Regions from separate parts of the Homo sapiens genome. Here region 1 is linked to region 2. A link is a loop called in an ENCODE intact Hi-C map of the cell type or tissue named here. Cell type or tissue: heart right ventricle. All regions are shown on one strand. Each heading gives the region's core, and the rest is flanking DNA. Links, peaks and the distances in the headings are about the cores only.

Region 1 (2,914 bases), core at 265-2,764, 110 kb after region 2:
GCTTACTTGAATAGCAAGAAGGTAGAAGCAGAGAGGCATAGCTACATCTGACCCCTGGCAAGTGCTTGATGATGTGAACTTTTCCCTCCTGCCCATATTTCTTTCCTATTCTTTTATTAAAGAGGCAGAAATTGAACACTTGTTGGTGTTGAGCACTAAGGGTCTAGAAGTGAATGAACCTGGTATTTGCCTCTGGAAGATTCCAGTGTGACTGGGGAGACAGACATGTAGGCAAGTATACTCAGCAAAGTATTATAGGTGCTAAGGACGCTGGGAGAGGGTACACTGGGCAGGGGGAGGGAGGTGAAAGGTACTAATATTCCACCTGGAGGTGAGGAACATGTGGTTGTATGAAGATATCTACAGAAAGAGTTTCTGTGGGTCCATGGTGGTCTGGGGAGGTTTTCTGGAAGAAGCAAGCTCTGAGCTATTTACTAACATCTCCCTTCAGGTCACAGAGCTATTCCCTAAAGCTCCCCAAGGTTGGGGAATTCTTATGTGTATTTTGAGTTCTTTCTGCTAGGCCAGCTCAAATGTTGCCAGACATTGCAAGGGTAGTCGGGGCTGGCGGGAAGCCCTCATCTAAAAGTCAATTACATTTGCCTTTGGAAAATGGGACAAGACATTTATGCTTAATATTTGGGTGTTTTTGTTGTTGGCTTTAAAAAATTTCTTTTTCAGGTCACACTCTGCTAGTGAAATACCATTAATTTCAAATGGAATTAAATGTCTGTTCTGTGTAGAGCACCCTTGCCAAATAATTACATCAAATATATAGTTTGCAAGGAAGATTGTCTATTTATCTTTTCTTAAAGGGCAGTCCAGAATCCAGACATACTGCATGGCCCCCTCCGAGAGCCACCCACAGCCTTTTCTTTAGTCTTTTACCCAAGATCGCTGTATCAGCTCATCCTTCTCCAAGAACCTGGGTCAGGAAAAATTGTAATACTCAGAGAACTTTTCTGTATTATCTTCACTAACGGTATCAGCTTTAATAAAAATACAAGTACCCAAGCTTATTCAGCAGCAGGGAAAAAAAAAAAAAAACCTCACAAAGCCCCTCATAGTTTTACTTTGTTATGTGATGACAGGCAGACAGGCAGAGAGAACAAAAAAGGTACATAAGGGGGAGATACAGTTGCTTCTAGAGTGAGGGAGATGGGGGTGGTGGGGGGTGGAGGCTTTGGGGGCATCCTACATGCCCAGGTCACAGTGGTACCTCTTGCGCTGCAGGTATCTGTGGCTATTCCCTCCTTCTGGGACCCCAGAATTAAGCATCCTTTTGGCCTCACCTTCTCATAGTTGGGAGAGTTGGCTGGAAAATAGTGAACCTGGAACTTGAGGTGACTCTGAAGATATTCCTGTTTAATGTCATCATTTTGCAAATAAGGAAACCGATACCCAGACAAGGGAAATTCAGACCCTGCTCACAGTTTACTGACAAGTGCATGAGTGAATGAGAACCTGGCTGTCCTCCGGGGGTAGCTGCACAGTTACACACTGAGCTGCAGGCAAGGGGGATGAGACCCCAACATGCTTAATTCCCAGGCTGTGCACTTCCCACTGCCCCATTCCAACCTGCTGTAGCTCAGTGAGGGGTGTGAGCAGAGCAAAGACTGGGACTGCAGCAGGCAATGCCTTTGCCCTCGCAACCTATTCTTTCCTACCTCCCATCTGGGTGGTTTTTCACCAGGGGCAAATTTTGCCTTGCAGGGGATATTCAGAAATGTCTGAAGACATTTGTCACAACTGGGGGGAGAGTGCTACTGGCATCTAGTGGTTAGAGGCCAGGGATGCTGCTGCACATCCTGCAATGCACAGGACAACCCTCACAACAAAGTTATCAGCCCCTAAATGCCAATAATGCTGCTGTTGCAAAACTGCCTGATTTTGTGTGTGAGTGTGTGTCGGGGGTAGTGTATTTGAAAGAGATTAGGGCTCAGTGGGACTGCAGTGAGGGTACTGATATCATTTTAAGGGTGATGGATTAGGTTCCTGTTTTACAAACTTGCCCACGCATTTGAGTTATACAGATAGCTTGTTAAAAAAGTATCAATTTTTACTGGGGTGAGATTATATCTCATAGAGGTAGAGAGTGAAATGGTGGTTACCAGAGACTGGGAAGGGCTAGGGGAGGGAGGGTTGAAGGTAAGCTCATTATTGAGTATGAAAATACAGTTAGATAGAAGGAATAAGATCTAGCATTTGTACAACAGGGAAATTATAGTTAACAGTAATATATGGTATATTTCAAAGTAGCTAGAAGAGAAGAATTGGAGTGTTGCCAACACAAAAGGACAAATGTCTTAGACGATGGATATCCCAATTACCCTGATTTGATCATTGTATACATGTATCAAGATGTCATATGTACCCTCAAAGTTTGTACAACCATTCTATACCAATTAACAAATTCTAGGCCCGGTTCCATACATGCATCTCCAGGGGTGGGCCTGGGAATTGGTATTGTTACTCTGCTTCAAAGGTGCTTCTGACATTGGGCCTATTTGGGGAAATAATGGATTCAGGTGCAGTGTTGGTTGAACATTTGTTATTTGCCTATTCAGATAAATCTGGATTTTAATGTCAGCTCTGTCATTTATCAACTGTGTGACCTTGGGCAAGTCACTTATTCTTCCAGCCTGCATTGTCTCATTCTCAAAGAGGAATGATCACATCCACTTCATGGTTTGCAGTGAGCATACAATGAGATAACATGCATCAAAGCACCAGCTCAGTTCCTGGTTGGCAGTAGGTGTTCATTCCTGTCAGATGAGTCTGGTAGTGTGTTAAGTTAACAATAATAATGAGACCCAACGGTCGTCAACCACTAATATCCCAGGCACCGTGTTAAATGCTTTTATAATATCTTTTCTCCTTAGCTTCACAGCAACCTTGTTTTATAGCTGGGGCA
Region 2 (2,914 bases), core at 159-2,658:
GCATGCTGCTGCTGAATGAACCAGGAGCTTTTTCCTTCACACTGGCAGCCCCCCACTCCTCTTTCTTCTTTTATTTTTCTGGTGCACAGTAAAGAAGAAGATCTCTATCATCCCCCATCCTTCTCGCCTTCCCCACCCCGGCCTCTCTGAATGTGCATGCTGCCTGCCTTAACACATTTCCAAAGGTAACTTTTATGCCAAGCATTTGTCATGGACAAGGAGAATGACAGGATATATGGGCACACAGAGATGCCTCTGTAAAATAATGAAATTATCTGGGCTCAGGCATGACTTGGGAAGAGCTTTGCTGGTTGCTGGGGGAGGCGAGGGTGAGGGCTGGCTAAGGGTAGGCTCAGATGCATTGGGGAAGAAGGTGCAGGCTGTCTTGGGGTGACGTTGCATTAAGTGCAGCTTGACTAGGCAGCAGTTCCATCTGTCTTTACAGTGTGTCCTTCATGGGGGAATTGTCAGCCATCCCCAGTCTGGAGTGCATTGTGAGCAATAAACAGGAGCGGGGCTTAAGGTGAAAATGAAAGGAAAAATATCAACCCAGGAGGGCAGCAAAATGCCTTGAGGAATCATCCTTGACGTGTAACACATTTCCGTTTAAGGATGTGAAAATGCCACAGGCTGCTTCACTGAGTTAGAATGTTAGAGATGGACTTTGAGCTCAAATTGCCACCATTCTTCGTTTTTACAGATGAGAAAATCGAAGCTCAGGGAGGATAAACTGTTTGCTCAGTGTCTCACAGCCATGTCCTGCTTATGTCACCACATTCCTCCTCTTAGATTTCATTAAGGGGCCCTTGTCCATAAAATTAGTCACTTGAGTCATCAAAGCTTACTTTTAAAATTTTGACTTTATTTTGGAGTAGTTGAAGTTGGCAGTGAAGATTTGCAGCGCTCAAGGATCTTGGCATCTATCTCCCCATTCACCTTGACATGTGTGTATTGCAGATGCTAGGGGCGTGTGCTTGGGCTCAGTATTCAAATATGAATGAGGAAGGGTCCCTTGTCTTCAAAGACCTCCCCCAAACCCCTCATGTGGTGGAAGAGATGGACAGTAAAGGAGGAAGGAACTCCTTCTCAGAGACATTAAAGAAGCATTCAGAGAAGAGGAGCTGGGCAATTTGCTGGGCCCAGATCTTACAGTGAAGGGGGCTATGGGGATGGGATCGGGGTGGAGGACATTCCTGGTCAAGGAGACAGCATGGGCCCAGTAAGGAGGCATGAGAGATGGTGACATGTTTGAGGACTGGAGAGTGGCCTGGGAATAGAGCCTTCCAGCTGTCTGGCTTTTCTCTGATGCATGGTGGATGGTTTGGTGCTGCCCACACCGACTTCTGGAAGACACCGCCTCTTGCTCTCTGGAATAATAAGAAAGCACAGTTATCTCTATGCATGTATCAGTATGAAAAAGCATATGCCAGGATTCCCGGATGGAAATGACTTCCCTTTGAAGTTAGTTCATAAATAATGATGAAGACCATAAAAGTACACATGCACTGCACACATTTAGCTACTGCTGTGGACTGTGCTTGCTGGGAGCAGAACCTTCAGGAAAACCAGCTGCCCAGAGAAAGAATGAGGGACTATACATTCGCTAAAGCACGGGCTCCCAGAGCCTCCTGTAGGACCAAGGGAGACCTTTTATGGAACAGGGTCTATTCCACGGCACTCACAATTGTAGTAATCACTTAGTCACTCTGAAATTCCAAGAGATAGTCAGAGAAAAAACATGGCCTGTGACAATGATTGCCCTGACCAAGCCTTTCCAAGGCAGCAGATGCTTCTTTACTTCCAAGCATTGCCCGTCATGATCAAGTTCTTCCTCCAGCAGTGCAGCCACGTTTCCCTGGTGGCAGACATTCCTTTTCCAAGGTTGGGCTTGCTTTTAGAGGGCCCAGAGATGGCAAACAGCATTGTGTAGTGCTCCTTAGTATAAACTCTCCTCTGGGATTGTTCTTAACAAGGTGGTTTGAGTTTCTCTAGGAATTAAGCTGGGGCTGGCTATTATTTTTCTGGTAAGACTTGTTACTCTAAAATGCATATGGGGCCAAAATCACAATAGTCTTGTCTTTGGAGCAATCAGACGCACATGGCAATCTAAGGCTCTGGTAAGGAAGAGTCCGTGGGTTCTTATTCAATAAATATTTAATACATTGGGCTTTGATGGATGTAGACACTGTCTGCTTGGGTTTTCCTACACCAAAAGGTGAAGTCTCTGGTGGTCACTGCCTCTTGTTTGTTCCTTTGATTTCCTTTGACGAAAAACAATTCTTGTCTTGGTGAGGTCTATTAAATCTGTTCTTTTCCAAAATGGGGCTGGTAGTGCATGTTGGACAGAACTGGAACTTTCCCTCTGGTCATTCCTTGCCATCCCCTGGGTGATTCGGTTTCCCATTTTCTGGGATGTGCTGATAGGGCTTGTCTCCCGCCCCCTCTTATATAAGGAGGCAGGGTGCATCTAGTGCCAGATTTTATTCAACCCTGTAACAATCCCCCCTTTATGACATCACTGCTCATCACCATGGAAACATTTCCTCCGAGTCACAGAGACTGGATTGTGGCATCATAGCATCAGGCAGGAGGAGGAGAAGAGGAAAGGGGAGAGGATTGAAACTGCCTGGAGGGATGAAATGCCAATAAAATAGGACGCAGTCACAGAAATAGGATTTTTCTGTCCGGATCCTTGAATGGAGAATCTAACCATGAGCCACAGGAATAAACCTTATCTAGCATAAGGAGGAAGAGCTTTTGTGGAATGTAGACCTGGGACCTTTTGTTCCTGTGCAGTATTTCTTCAGGGAAATGGAATAATTTTAATGAGAGCTATGCTGTATTTTGTTTTATTTTAGAGACAGGGTCTTGCTCTGTTGCCCAGACTGGAGTGCAGTGATGTGATCATAGCTCA

Evidence for each region. A loop is a pair of places that touch in the nucleus more often than their neighbours do. Peaks named below come from ENCODE experiments on the same cell type or tissue, not always from the same donor. Only the 100,000 strongest peaks of a DNase experiment are listed, where the experiment ranks them.
Region 1: a loop joins it to region 2, with 2.0 times the contacts of the local background. A loop is called at or near these places in 20 of 110 quality-filtered maps.

What each region holds. Positions count from the first base shown.
Region 1 is chr10:104,775,844-104,778,757 of GRCh38, forward strand. All of the region lies in intron 1 of SORCS3 (sortilin related VPS10 domain containing receptor 3), which reads left to right. Among named protein-coding and RNA genes, the nearest start is that of SORCS3-AS1, 110 kb to the left of the region's middle. In heart right ventricle, for the core only: a CTCF peak has its summit at 1,774 (motif pointing left); no DNase peak of the experiment used is centred there; H3K27me3 peaks cover 318 bases.
Region 2 is chr10:104,663,767-104,666,680 of GRCh38, forward strand. The region is part of intron 1 of SORCS3 (sortilin related VPS10 domain containing receptor 3); the gene reads left to right. SORCS3-AS1 (SORCS3 antisense RNA 1) reads right to left here and starts at 2,450. Exons shown (of 2, transcript NR_104028.1): 1 at 1,683-2,450; 2 at 842-1,367. In heart right ventricle, for the core only: no CTCF peak of the experiment used is centred there; no DNase peak of the experiment used is centred there.